2 separate regions of the Homo sapiens genome follow, and region 1 is linked to region 2. A link is a contact called in ENCODE Hi-C or POLR2A ChIA-PET data. All regions are on one chromosome and are shown on one strand. The core of a region is the stretch at or near the end of the contact, and the rest is flanking DNA. Distances in the headings are between cores, read along the strand shown.

Region 1 (7,028 bases), core at 2,924-5,423, 1.5 Mb after region 2:
TATCATGGAACACAATGCCAAGCTCTGTGAACAATTTCAAAGACCCCTTTCTATTGGAATAAGAAAATTCCCTATTAGACTGGCCATGGTGGCTCACATCTGTAATCCCTTAGCACTTTGGGAGGCTGAGGCGGGAGGATTGCGTGAGCCCAAAAGCTTGAGACCAGCCTGGGCAACATAGCAAGAAACCCAGTCTCCATTAAAAAAAAAAAAAAATTACTTTTTTCCAAAAAAAAAAAAAAAAAAATCCCCTATTAAACCAGCCTATACCTACTTCTTGCCTCAGAAAATATGTTTTGTCCTCACACTTAAGTAGCTTTTCTCTGGCAAATATGAAGAATTTTCATTAGATTACATTCAACCCATTTTTCCTAATGATGGATATTGGCTCCCAAATGATGTAGATTGACCTTAACAACTTTAAGTAAATATTGTCCTCCAAGTTTCTTTTCCTAAAAGCAAAGAAAAATTAAGACAATATATACTACAAGATTCTCCAGCCTTTAACAAGCCTCTTTCTGCTCTTTGAAACCTGGTAAAGTTTTAATAATTAACTTGTAGCTTTCTTCTTTCATTTCCTAGGAGTTTTAACAGCTATCAGCTTAGTAGAGATGAGACCAAAACAAACACAAACCTGACACAAAATGACTTATCGGCAATAAGCACCAAAACAAGACTAAAAACCCTAATTTGTTCCTTATGCCAAAAAATATAAATTACTTTAACCTGAAATTAAAAGTGGAAGAGAAGTTAGGCCATTTTGATCATTGCTGGCCAATTGTTTTATATTCCATTATGATTTCATTAAAATATACCTTATTATATACATGTCATTTTATTGTATCTAGAATATTCCTGATGATGCCTTGAAGGCTCTTCTTTGTGTCTCAAGGGGCCAATTAATGTAAATTGCTCCATAAATATTTGTTAAATTATAAAAAGAATAAATGGCAAGGCTGGGCGCAGTGGCTCATGCCTGTAATCCCAGCACTTTGGGAGGCCAAGGCAGGAAGATTGCTTGAACCTAGGAGTTCAAGACCAGCCTGGGCAATATAGTGAGAACTCAACTCTACAAAAAAATTAAAAATTAGCTGAGCATGGTGGCGCAAGCCTGTAGTCCCAGCAACTCAGGAGGCTCTAGTGGGAGGATCGCTTAAGCCTGGAATGTGGAGGTTGCAGTGAACCAAGACTGAACCACTGCACTCCAGCCTGGGCAAGAGAGCGAGACCCTGTCTCAAAAATATAAAAATAAAGAATAAATGGCAGCAAGTAAGTGAGACATGGTCTGCATCTTCTAATTCATTATATTCCGCTCATTCAAATGCCCCTACCTTTTTTCCCAGAATGTTTTACTCAAACTACAGAGCCTCAGAGAGATGATAATAATGACAATATTAGGGCAGCAGACTTCCCTTTCTGCCTCAAACACACTCAGTTCTTTAAAGGTGTCATTCCCATGCCTCTCAGGGAAAAACAGATTACAAAGACATTGTCCTTCACTCTTACCAGGCCAACTTCCAACTTTAAATCCTAAAGAAGTATTAAACTGGTTGGGCACGGTGGCTGGCACCCAGGGGCTCAAGACAACCTGGGCAACCTAGTAAGACTCCATCTCCACAAAAAAATTTTTAAAAATTAGGGGTGGTGGCATGCACTTGTACTCCCAGCTACTAGGGAGGCTGTGGCAGGAGAATCACTTGAGCCTGGGAGGTCAACCCTGCAGTGAGCTGTGATCATGCCACTGCACTCCAACCTGGGTTACAGAGCCAGACCTTGTCTTGTGGGGGGTGGGAGGGGAAGTCTTGAACTCTCTTATTCCAAAACTAAACAACTAAACTTATACCAACTGCACTTCAACTAAATTTGGCCAGCATGCAGCTGAAGTAAGCAATGTTTTTTTTCATAAACTTAAAGTTTCTCATTTTCTGACTAGTTCCTAATAATGCTATGTGTATAAATAGCCGCTTCTTTGAAGGGAAGAATTAGAAGACAAAGCAGTCTTCCACTGGTGTATCCCAGATAGCACCACGAGAATATGAGAAGGCTTTTTAAGGCCATAGGAAGGGCAGATATCTGTCAGCAGACATTTGTACGTATGTGCATGGTGAGGAGGCAGAGAATAAAGATGTCTTTGATTCAACAACACTCACCCAAATTCTTAGCAATGAAAGTCAAACAAGAAAGATCTGGCAGGGCGCGGTGGCTCACACCACCCCAGCACTTCGGAAGGCCGATACAGGTGGATCACTTGAGGTCAGGAGTTCCAGACCAGCCTGGCCAACATGGTGAAACCCCGTCACTACTAAAAATACAAAAAAAATTCGCCAGGCATCAAGAGGCTGAGGCAGGAGAATCGCTTGAACCCGGGAGGCAGAGGTTGCAGTGAGCCGAGATCGCGCTATTACATTCCAGCCTGGGCAACAAGAGCGAAACTCCGTATCAAAAAACGAAAGAAAGAAAGAAAAAGATCCTACTTTGTAGATATAATTCTCTAACCTTCACTGAGTCATAACTGAACCAAAGCTGCCTACTAGCTTTGTAGAGTAATCCAAGGGACCACTGCTGATTTCCTAACATTAGAGTAAGATTAGATTCATAAGAAGCTTCCCCATTCCTTAACAAGAAGTGCTGCCAGGCTACCCAGAAATTCCCCTCCCGAGTCCCACTGCCATTCCGGAAACATGAGAAACCAAGTATGCTGCAATCATGGCCTTTTTAGTACTGGCTCCAAAATAAACTGAGTAGGCCAAGCAAGACTGTCAATGAAATACTGTCCAATGAAAAAATAAACAGCCGAAGGTTTCAGGTTTCATTTACCCAACACAGGTATCACAATAAATGACCTAGTATAATGATAGTTTCCAACCGTATTTAATAAAACAAACACGCAGCAGAAATCCTCTAGTCACATATAACTACACTATACCCTCAGATCAAAGTTAATGATGTCAATGGAAAGTATAGGCCGGCGGGTTCACTGGTGATAAGTCATGAGACTCTGAGCAAAGAATAAGTAATAAGGTTAGAATTCTTTAGAAGTGTTAAGGGGAAAGAAGGTAACAACAACAAAAACTCCTCCACATCAAGAGTTCTAAGTACTTTGTTGTTTATTAACTAATTTCATACCAACAACCCTGTAAGACTGATATTATCAATCCCCATTTTAAGTACGTGGAACAAAAGAAGAAAGAGGCAAACAACATGCTCAAAGATTTACAAAGCCAAGAAATCATGCGAACTGGTGGGGCTTCGGGTTCCAGAAGTCAGTGTAAACATAGCTTCTCCATTTTTCACCAACAGTCACTAAAATTGAGGCCAGCAAGTTTTTAGAAGCCTATCTCCCCTTGCAAACTCTCCTTCCATATAATTTTTGCTTTTGCAAGAGATGTCACATTTAAGCGGTAGCTTTAAAAGTGGGGACACATGAAACGCACAGCTGGGAGAGCCATCCAGCCCACTTACATATGTGCAATATCCCCCTGTAGAAAAACCCTGCTCATTGGAGCCTGGAATCCAGAGGGTCCCTGAGAGCTACACAAACAGCCTTAAAACCAATCTACCCACAATTACTGAGCCGCGTATGCAGGCTATTCACACAGAAGGCGCTCCCTGAAGTCGGTTAGGTTATAATGAGTCTTTTGTTGAAGCGGGGCGGCGGGAGGCCCCGGAGAGCAGCCCGGCCCCCTGCGGCGCCGACGAAGAGGCCACGAAAGACCTTGCCCTGTGCCCGTCGGCCTCTTTCGAGGCGTCGAAGCAGGTCAGCGCACCCCGACACAGGCCGGGCGCGCCATCCGGTGCAGCTGGGAGCTGGGCCATGTGTCCTAGGCCGCGGCGGGGAAGGGGCGAGACCCCCGCGACCTCCGGCGTTCCCTCCCTGCCCCCATCTTTGGGTCTTTCTCTGAATGGCGCGACTCCATCAGTCCTGGACTCTGGGCCTGAGGCCCTCCCTGGCCACACCTCCCCTCACAGCCCCGCACGGCGAGCCGGTGTCGCATCCTAGCCCCGGAGCCTGACCCCCGACACAGGCCCTCGAGCCGCCCCGCGCCCCTCCCTGCCAGCGAGCGGAATGCCGTGACCCCTGACCTTGCCTTCCCCTCACCTTACCAGCTCCGCAACCACCTGACACGCCGCCCCCGCGCCCAGGGCTCCATATTCCGGGAGCCAGCGCCACGCTGGCTAACGCCCTCCCCTCCCCGCGATTGGTCGACAGGACGGCAGCCGCACATCCCTATTGGCTGGAGTCCCTGCAGCGGCCGGGATGCGTGGCCCGCAGACCAGGGACCTAGGCTCCGCCCACGCGGAGTCTGGATGCGGCGGCCCCTGGGGCACGCGGCGGCCCCTGGGGCACCCGGCGGGAGCTGCATGCTGCCTAGTTGCTGCTTGCGTTGGCCAGACCCACACAGCCCCTGGACTGGGGAGCTCCAGTCCGCTAGCAGTCTGGGGACAGATAAGATTCCTGCCCTAGTTCGCCGTGGCGCCACGTTAGGTACTGACAATCAAGCTACGAGGTATAGCTCTATCCTGTAAAGGGTAGCCAGGCCAGGCGCGGAGGCTCACACTTGTAATGCCCAGCACTTTGGGAGACCGAGGCGGGAGGATCACTTGAGTCCAGGAGTTCGATACCAGCCTGGGCAACATAGTGAGACCCGGTCTCTACAAAAAATTTTAAAATTAGCCAAGCAAAGGCCGGGCGCGGTGGCTCACGCCTGTACTCCCAGCACTTTGGAGGGCCCAGGCGGGCGAATCACCTGAGATCGGGAGTTTGAGACCAGCCTGACCAACATGGAGAAACCCCGTCTTTACTAAAAATACAAAATTAGCCGGGCGTGGTGGCGCATGCCTGTAATCCCAGCTACTCGGGAGGCTGAGGCAAGAGAATCGCTTGAACCCGGGAGGCGGAGGTGCAGTGAGCCGAGATCGCGCCATTGCACTCCAGCCTTGGAAACAAGAGCGAAAACTCCGTCTAAAAAAAAAAAAAAATTAGCCAGGCATCACGGCGCCCGCCTGTGGTCCCAGCTACTCGGGGGCTGAGGTGGGAGAATCACTTGGGCCTGGGAGGTGGAGGCTGCGGTGAGACAAGATCGTGCCACTGCACTCCAGCCTGGGTGGCAGAGCAAAACCCTGTCTCAAAAAAAAAGGATAGCCACCTGGAAGGAACATTTCCTCGCGCCCCCAGAGCCACATCATAGTATCTGCTGCCCCACCAAGAGCACCCCACACCTGGGAGGAACCGAGAAACATCAGCTAGTGCAGCCAGTTTGACCGCCTTAGGTGTCCTCCCAAGCCTCCGTAGTGAATTGTTTTCCTCCTCGCCCAGCTGACTCGATTCTCCCCAGACTTCATCCTACCTACCCAAAAGCAATCCCACTCTATCGCCAGTTTCAGCCTCACACCGTATCTTTTGCTCTGAAGATGAGACTGCCAAACTGGTGAAGAGGGAATAAATGGCCTAACAAATTACCGTAATTTTCTGCAATGTCGTTTACAGCCACCAAAAACATTAGATCCTCCCGCCACCCTCACTCCCCGACCCCTCGCACTGCTTACAGCATTAAAGGTAATTGAGCTTCTTTATTCACGTAAAAACAGCTAGGAGAAAATTTCATTAGTAAGAGAGACCAAGAAATGAGGAAAGGAGCGTGAACTGCAAAGAGAAAAATCCAAATAAAGTGCGAAGTAAAAACAAACTCGGGGACCAAAAAAAAGTGGGGGGGGGGGGCTTGGCTTCCTGGAGCAGGTTGGTTTTCATACAGAATTTCTCCTGGAGAAAAAAGAAAATGCACAAATTAGTTCTGAGATTCTCGCTACAGTACATCTGTGGAGTTTCAGAAAGGTTTGATGAAGTTCCTCCAGATCGGAACCTTTCCTTTGGCAACTTCTATTATAACTAGAAAATAAAATTGCTAGAGCTGTACTTGTCACCCTTTCAGGTCTGCTCAGCTGGGCAGCTTCCCTGGGCTACTTACTTAGTTCACAGTGTGGAGCTGCCTCCGTCTTCAGCTGCTTCTTCCTCATGGTGCAGAACTAGTTTGACTTTCCCAATGCCAGCTCCTGCCTCTATATATGAAGACAAGTGCGCCTCCCTCAGTTAGATAAAGGGCACTTTTGGGTGCTCTAAGCAACACAGCTTTCTAAAGACGAGCAAGGAATTTCAAGAGGCAAACCACGCCCTCCAAAGCCTAATCAGATTTCATCTTTGACCTGTCGTGAAAAGAGAAGCATTATATATCTGCCACTCCTAGATATTAATTAACAATTTATTGAGTTCAAAAATTTTATTCTAAGATTTCATCTCTGTACCATTTGGCAGGAGCAAGAGTAGGTGGCAAGCCTGTGAGTGCCAGTGGTTGAAAGGGGTGGAGTAAGAAATTGCTTCCCTTCTCTGCTCCTCTTGGAGTGCAGCTGGTTCAGGCTCCACAGGTGCACTAGGACTCTGCTCCTCTGAGACGTGAGGTGAAACCATTAACCCCAAGCCTGACAGTGCACTTGTATTTTCCATATAGGTACGTGCAGCACTGAGGCAATTATGAGGAGTCTCAGAACGTGGGTGGAAATGCTGCCTGCTCTATTATCCCTCGGGATCTAAAGGACCCTCTGGCTTCAGCCTGGTCAATCAGTGATCCACGAGCAGACATCAGAGCCACGCAAACTCCGGACTTGGTGCCTGATGGAAAAGAAAAAGAAAGGAAAAAAACCCAGAGACTACAAGACAGAAGTCCAGGGCAAGCCTAGAATTTCTCAATCTGGGAGGAGGGGAGCTGAAAGAATGGGGAAATTTTGCCTCAGGGAAATAACTTAGACGACAAAGCTGCATAGGAGAAGCATTGGGGTGGCGTAAAATACAGGAGAGAAGAAAACAGTTTCTTGCAGGTAGCAGGCAGTTTTCTAGAAGTTTTCAAGAAAATCTGCTTAGTACCATAAAAACATAATAGCTTAGAATGGAAAAGAAAGAAAAGCAGTAATCGATTCAAATAAGTCAATGCAGGCTTCCAGCAAGTGGTTCTGGTTCCTACCTAGAACAACCATTG
Region 2 (7,377 bases), core at 359-2,858:
CTAAAGAGCAGCAGCTCAACAGCAAGTCAGTCAACTGTGGCTCTGCCGACAGGTACATGGGTGGTGCTGGCCCAGGGGGAGGTGGCAAGGCCTAGCCAGGACCGAAAGACACACGTGCCAGGCACAGAGTGGAATCAGCAGATGCTTGGCGCCCGAGCATTTGGGGAGCTGTCCCGGCCTCATACTACCTTTGTCCATCCTCTTACAGTCCCAAAGCCACTGGTTCCAAACCACCGGGCTAGGAGGAACGGTCCCACAGGCTCATCCAAGGATTCTGACCAGGTGAGCTTAAAGGCTGAGAGGAGATTCTGCAAAGGAGAAATGAGGCTCCCTGAGGCTCAGATTTCCAACTGGCCAGCCTCACTTCCTTATACTGGCTCAGGTCCCCCAGGGTCCCATAAGCTAGGGAAGACATAAGGACAGGAAAGAGGCATAAGGCCCCACTCTGCCAATAATAGCCTTAGACATCAGTCTTGTGAAGGTCACTGGCACCTTTCAGAGTATGATAACAGCTATGGACTGCAGAAAAGGGTGCAAACACATACTATTTTAGAGGGTTCATAGACCCTTTAATTCTACTGGTATCTCCTAGGTTAAGCGCCTTGACTATAAACTAGCAAGAGACAAGGGATTCTTTGGCCCACATTTTTCTTTACTTCAGCTGTCCACTCAGCTCAGCAGCACCAGCCTTCCCCTCCCAGGCCAAAGCAGGAAAAAAGAAAGGGAGACAAAACTCCAACCAGTCCATCTCGTTTTTTTTTTGTTTTTCTTTTCCATTTGGGGTTTTTACTGAAGATTTAGTAAGTGGTATTTCCATGAGATACCATCTCGTGGAAACCAAAAACCACTGTTTGGGAACTGCGTGATTATCAACCACGCTGTGCCCCAACAACCCCTAGAGAACCCAGGTACTGGACTTTCTCGGGGCGCTCCTCTCGTGAGTCCCCACTTCTAACCAGGGTGGCTCTTAGCTCAGTGTTCTAGCCCTGTCCCCAGGTGAGCCTGTCGCTCTCCGCTCCATAGGCTACGACTAAGAATCTTGACATCTGAGGAGAGGGCGAAGGGGCCCGAGCTTGCCGGCAAACTGAGGTAGGGTCTGTGCCCCTTCCTTACCGGACCCTCCGCCCCTCGTTCTCCCAAGAGTGCACACCCAAGGTAGGGGATCGGTCCAGGTCTGTCTCAAGAACTCGGGGTAGGAGCATTGATGAAGTCACCTCTGCAACTCAAAGCAGAGCACCAAGTAGCCTTGGTTTGAGACCCACAGGCTGGTGGCTGGGGAGGTGGGGGTAAACTCGCAAGCCCATTCTCACCCCACGGTCTCCATGCCTTTGCGCATGCGTAACACTTCGAGCCAGATTCTAACCCGGTCCGGCCCACGCATGCGCAGCTTTTCGGGGCGCCACTGGGGCGGGGCCCCAAACTTGGGGGGTGGTCGTCCCCGGCGGCACTCTGCAAAACTCCATTTCATCCCCAACTCCTCTGAGAACCCTCAGAGGCGAACCGCGAGGTCTCACCATTCCTAGACTGCCAGATCCAACAATTTCTCCGCGGCGACGGTAGCAGCCGCAGGGCCAAAGCCGGCTTCCGTGAGGTACGTCTACTTCCGGTTAACGAACCAGGGGGCTGGCAATCTCTTCCGGTTCGTCTTGGCAACGTGTGTGAAGGGGGCGTGGCCATGGTACGGAAAGTGTAAATATTTTACCAATAGCGGAAAGTAAAGGCTTTCCTAGTTGGGACAGCATATAGGGAAACGTTAAGGATTATAGGCACCGGAGAGGTAACCCGGCTTGAGGGGTTGGTTAAAGGGAAAGGCGAGACTTAGGGCGAGACCGAGCGGGGCTAATTGAGGCGACCCGGGGAGGGGCGGGACCGCGGACTGGATTTCGACTTCCAAATTCCCACGAGGTATAGGAGTCTGAGGGTTGCACAGGACCTTATGCATTGTTTGACTCCTCCAGAGCCTTTAGAGAAACTTCTATCAGGCCCGCCTGCTAGGCACTAGTCGGGGAGATAATGTAGCCAGGGAGATGTGGCGGACAGAAAGGGCAGAGAGGCTCTCTGAGGAGCGGATGGAGGATCGTGGGCCGCTTTACTGAGAAGGAAGAGACCCTGCGAGAAGGAGTAGTGTCGACTTGGTCCCGTCAGCCGGACCCCACCTGGACGGCTGGGGCCACTTGTGGTCGCCGGGAGGTAAGAGAGAAAACCAATGGAAGCACCTTCAGAGGAGAGTGCCTTGGAAGGAATCTTGGGGTGGGAGAACGAACCTGTCGGAAAAATTGGGAATTTGGGGCTGTGAGAGATGTTCCGGAAAACTAGAAAGACTGTTGTCTAAAAGAGGAATTCTGTTTTATGCTTCCTTTGCGAGGTACTAAAGTCTAGCAGCTATAGAGAGACATACTTCAGCTCAGAATAAGAAAGATTCAGTTCCAAAGCTGTCCATCAGAGGTGTCAAGAACACATAACATGGACATTGCTAGGGAATTCAAGTGTCAAATGAGAGACTGGCCCTTTTGGCCCTGACGGTATACTATGGCCCTCTGCTTCGAGAGTACCAACCTCATTTACTGTTCTGTGGACTTGTTTAATGAGTATGTACTTATTTTAACTCCCATGAAAGAGTGTGTGTTTTATTTTTTAACAGGCACTTGATTAAATATATTATGTAAACTTGTGAAAATATCAGAAAACCAATGAAATTTTTTTTTTTTGAGACAGAGTCCCGCTCCATAGCCCAGGCTGGAGTGCAGTGGCACAATCTCGGCTCACTGCAACCTCCGGCCCCCGGGTCTCGGTTCAGGCAATTCTCCTGCCTCAGCCTCCCGAGTAGCTAGGATTACAGGCACGTGCCACCATGCCCAGCTAAGTTTTTTTTTTTTTTTTTTTGTAGAGACAGGTTTTCACCATGTTGGCCAGGCTGGTCTTGAACTCCTGATCTCATGATCAGGCTGCCTCGGCCTCCCAAAGTGCTGGGATTACAGGCATGAGCCACAGCACCCGGCCTGAAATAATTTTTATAAAAAGTGATTACACAGAACATTAATAATATTAATGTTATTAAATATATATGAATTCATGATAACTATTAAAAACATACAAAGGAAAAGACAGTTGAAGGAAATGCACCAGAATGTTAACACATGTCCAAGTGGTAGTAGTAGTAATTCTTCTCTCTAATTATTTTCCAGTTTTTTAATACATGGTTTTTAAATTTTGTTTTATTTTTTTTGAGACAGAGCCTTCCTCTGTCACCCAGGCTGGAGTGCAGTGGAGCGATCTCGGCTCCTGCAACCTACACCTCCCGGGTTCAAGCGATTCTCATGCCTCAGCCTCCTGAGTAGCTGGGATTGCAGGTGTGCGCCACCATGCCTGGATAATTTTTGTGTTTTTAGTAGAGATGGGGTTTCACTATGTTGACCAGGATGGTCTCAAACTCCTGACCTCAAATGATTCACGCACCTCAGCCTCCCAAAGTGCTGGGATTACAGGTGTGAGCCACTGCGCCCGGCCATATTTTACAATGAAAAAAAAAATAGGTTCTACACAACTTCTTTTTATTGATTGATTGATTTTGAGGCAGAGTCTCGCTCTGTCACCCAGGCTGGAGTACAGTGGCACAATCTCGGCTCACTGCAACCTCCACCTCCTGGGTTCAAGTGATTGTCCTGCCTCAGCCTCACAAGTAGCTGAAATTACAGGTGCCTGCCACCTGCCTGGCTTATTTTTGTATTTTTAGTAGAGACGGGGTTTCGCCATGTTGGCCAGGCTCGTCTCGAACTCCTGGCCTCAAATAATCCACCCGCCTCAGCCTCCCAAAGTGCTGGATTACAGGCGTAAGCCACTGCACTGAGCCACAACTTCCTGAGTGAAAGAGGAGAAAGGAAAACTCTTGGCTTCCAGCTGCCTGAGGTAATTCCTTCCCCCAAGGTGTCACGAGGGAAAGGTGGTGGTCACCATCATCTCCTGTTTGGTACCTGGAAACTCAAACTTCCCCTCTGGTCCTCAATCCTCCCTACTATTGGATAAAAAGAAACCTAGGCACCCTTGTGGTATGGATGCAGGGATTTCTAAAGGGCAGCTTCCTGCTCAAGATTGTGTTTTCTGTTTACACAGCGTGGTGGACTATACTAGCTATAGTTAGTATATATAGTATAGTATCTATACTAGATGAAAGTTCTCAGGATGGTCTTCTATGAAGAGGTGATGACTGAGCTGAGATTTGATGTCGATAGGCAACCAGTCATACAATAAGGTGGGGTACACCGACCCCATCAGAGGGGATAGCTCTGGCTCCAAAGCAGGAAGGAGTTTGGTGAGTTTGAGGAACAGGAAGGACCCCGGTGTGGCTGGAGCAGGGCGATCAATAAAAAGAGGGAAAGAGTTGAGAACAGAGGAGTCATCAGAGGGCAGCCCATGCCAGCCCGTGTAGTTCTCAGTATGGATTTTGGCCTTTATTCTTGGTTCATTGCAAAGCTCTTAAAGGATCACAAGCAAGGGCATCCTGTGATATGATCTAAGTTTGAAAATGATCCCTCTGGCTGCTTGTGAAGACTAGATTGCAGGGGGCAAAAGAGGAAGCAGAAAGATCAGGTAAAAGGGTATTGCAGTGATCTAGGTGAGAGGTAAACCCAGGTGGTTTAGCTGGCATGTGGGGGTGGTGAAGATGGACAGGAACTGTGACTGTGGCACATTTTGGAAATAGAACCCCAAGGAGTTGCTGATGGATTGGATATGGGATATGAGGGAAAAGGAAGAATCAAGGATGAGACTGAGATTTTTGGCCTAAGAACCTGGGTGGATGGTAGAACCCCCTGCTTCAGAATATATCCAGAATGTGACCCTATCTTACCAGTTTTCCACGGTCTCCTGGTCCAACTCCCCATTATCCATTATCTGTTACCTGGACTATAGCAAGAGTTCCCTAACTGGTCTCCCAGCTTTCATCCTTACTGCCCTTCTTTAGTTTATTCACAGCAGCTGGGGTATTCCTATTACATTGGCAATCTACTCACATCCTGCTTCTGTTCAAAGTCCTCCATCTTCCTCAGGATAAAAGCTCATGGCCCACCCCCTGTTGCTTCTCTGACTTCACCTCCTGCTCTTCTCACTTGCTCTTTCAAAAATTTCAGTCCTCATCCCCTGCTCACTGTACCTCTTCTTGGCTTTCTCCTTAGCCCTTATTATCTTCTAATTTACTTATTTTTTTCTGTTTACTATAGGTTTTCCAGTAGTAGAATGTAAGCTTTAGGAAGGCAGGGTTTTTGTCTATTTTGTTCACTGCTATAGTAGGTGCTTAATAAATATTTATTGAATAAGTATCTTATGTAAATTGACTGCAGAGAAGTCTGTGGGAGGAGCAGGTTTGTACAGGGGCAGAAAAAAAGTTCTGTTTTAGACATGTTAAGTTTGAGGTGCCTGTAAGGCATCTTGGTGGTGCTGTAGAATAGAGAGGTGGGCACGTTAGTTGGGTCAGGGAAGAGGCCTGGACTGGAGATATCCACTGGGGAGTCATCATCAGGAAGATCTGGATGTGGATGCTTAAGGAGAGAGTGTGGATAAGAGAATGAGGAGGGCTCAAGACCATTGCATGGGACATGCCAACATTTAGGGCAAGGCAGAGGAAGAGGGGCAAGAAAATAAACCAAAAGAAGAATGTGGATAAAAAGAAAAGCTAGCAATGGCACCCATTATCCAGCTTCCAGTTAACTCTTCCTGGCTCTAGAACAGTGGTCCCCAAGCATTTTGGCACCAGGGACTGGTTTTGTGGAATACAATTTTTCCACAGACAGGGGGTTGGGGAACATGGTTTCAGGATGAAACTGTTCCACCTCAGATCATCAGGCATTAGATTCTCATAAGGATGGTGCAACCTAGATCACTCGCATGTGCAGTTCACAATAGGTTTCTCCCTCCTATGAGAATCTAATGCCACCGCTGATCTGACAGGAGGCGGAGTGCAGAGCTCAGGTGGTAATGCTCACTCGCCTGCTGCTAACCTCTTGCTGTGCAGCCCAGTTCCCAACAGGCCACAGCCCAGTACATGTTGGGGACCCCTGCTCTAGAGTAGTCTTTCATAGTCAGGCACTCTTTCCCTGGGGCTGATGTGGTTTACAATGGAGGCCACATTCATGGTTCCTCCTGGAACTTTGCTCAGGGCCCCAGGCTCCATCTTCTGGGGGATTAGAACACAGTGGTTAAGAACATAGGCTCTGACCAGACCTGGGAGCTCACGCCTATAATCCCAGCATGGTGGGAGGCCGAGGCGGGCAGATCACTTGACCTTAGGAGTTCAGGACCAGCCTGGGCAACATGGCAAAACCCCTTCTCTACTAAAAATACAAAAATTAGCCAGGTGTGGTGACACACACCTGTGGTTCCAGCTATTTGGGAGGCTGAGGTAGGAGGACTGCTTGAGCCTGTAGAGGTCAAGGCTGCAGTGAGCCATGATCGCACCACTGCACTCCAGCCTGGGCGACAGAGTGAGACCCTATCTCAAAACAAACAAACAAACAAACAAAAAAAACCCTCCAAAAATATAGGCTCTGTGAGTATGTAGAACTAAACAATCAAAAAGAACATAGGCTCTGGAGCCAAAGTACGTAGTTTGAAACTGCCTCTATCACCTATCAACTTATGACTTTGAGCAAGTTACATTACTGTGCCCCAGTTTCATCATCTGTGGGGAAATAATAGTCCCCACTTCATTAGGATGGTTGTGAGGAGTAAATCGCTTACTACTGAAACACACAGGTGGTATATAGCAAGTGTTCAAAAAATGTAAGCTGTTGTTACTGCTCTTAGGGCTTAGGTCTGAGTGCCTCCTTTCAGGTGGTCTGACTCTAGGACCCAGACTTTGATAGCACAGCCCCTCCCCACTCTTGTCCACTAGAGCAGGACTAGTTGCTGTCTTAGCTAGGGCAGCTACCTCCTGGGACCCAGTCAGAGGACACAGGATCTTGCTGCTGTTGGCTCAAGTATTTTATCTTCCTAGGAAGTCAAATCAAATAAAGCTATTGACCAATACGAAGTTACCTTGGGATTCACAATGCAATTTAAGTCAGCGTACACTCTACTTGAGATCTGTATACTGTGTTTTGTTTGTTTGTTTGTTTGTTTGTTTCTGTAAGGGAAAAGAAACTATCTGCAAAGGAAGATTCTCATGCACAGATTGAAACCCTCTGAGATATCAACCCCCTAGGTAAGAGAATCACAGACAAAACTGTATGAAACCTCTAGCCTCTGTAACATGATAAACACATTTTACTCCAAAGGCCAGCATCATGCTCACTGAAGAAATCTGGATTATTCTGATTAATTAGGTATGTTACAAGGATGGCCCCATGACTCTTTTTATTTAATTTTCCTTTGGGAGTACTGGCT

What was found. A loop is a pair of places that touch in the nucleus more often than their neighbours do. ChIA-PET counts read pairs that join two places held with the same protein, here RNA polymerase II (POLR2A). Pooled maps may share reads with other maps.
Region 1: a pooled map shows a loop between it and region 2 (5-fold over the local background). The contact joins the promoter of SLC11A2 here to the promoter of MCRS1 in region 2. A Hi-C loop is called at or near these places in 1 of 50 pooled maps. POLR2A ChIA-PET finds 5 or more read pairs at or near these places in 2 of 52 experiments (AG04450 and IMR-90).

Annotation. Positions count from the first base shown.
Region 1 is chr12:51,022,211-51,029,238 of GRCh38, forward strand. SLC11A2 (solute carrier family 11 member 2) reads right to left here and starts at 4,174. Exons shown (of 16, transcript NM_000617.3): 1 at 4,100-4,174. RefSeq lists enhancers at 3,134-3,747, 3,748-4,359 and silencers at 3,765-3,824, 3,835-4,554.
Region 2 is chr12:49,566,534-49,573,910 of GRCh38, forward strand. It overlaps MCRS1 (microspherule protein 1), which reads right to left and starts at 1,609. Exons shown (of 15, transcript NM_006337.5): 1 at 1,515-1,609; 2 at 189-308. The coding sequence starts at 198. RefSeq lists enhancers at 905-1,708, 2,059-2,108.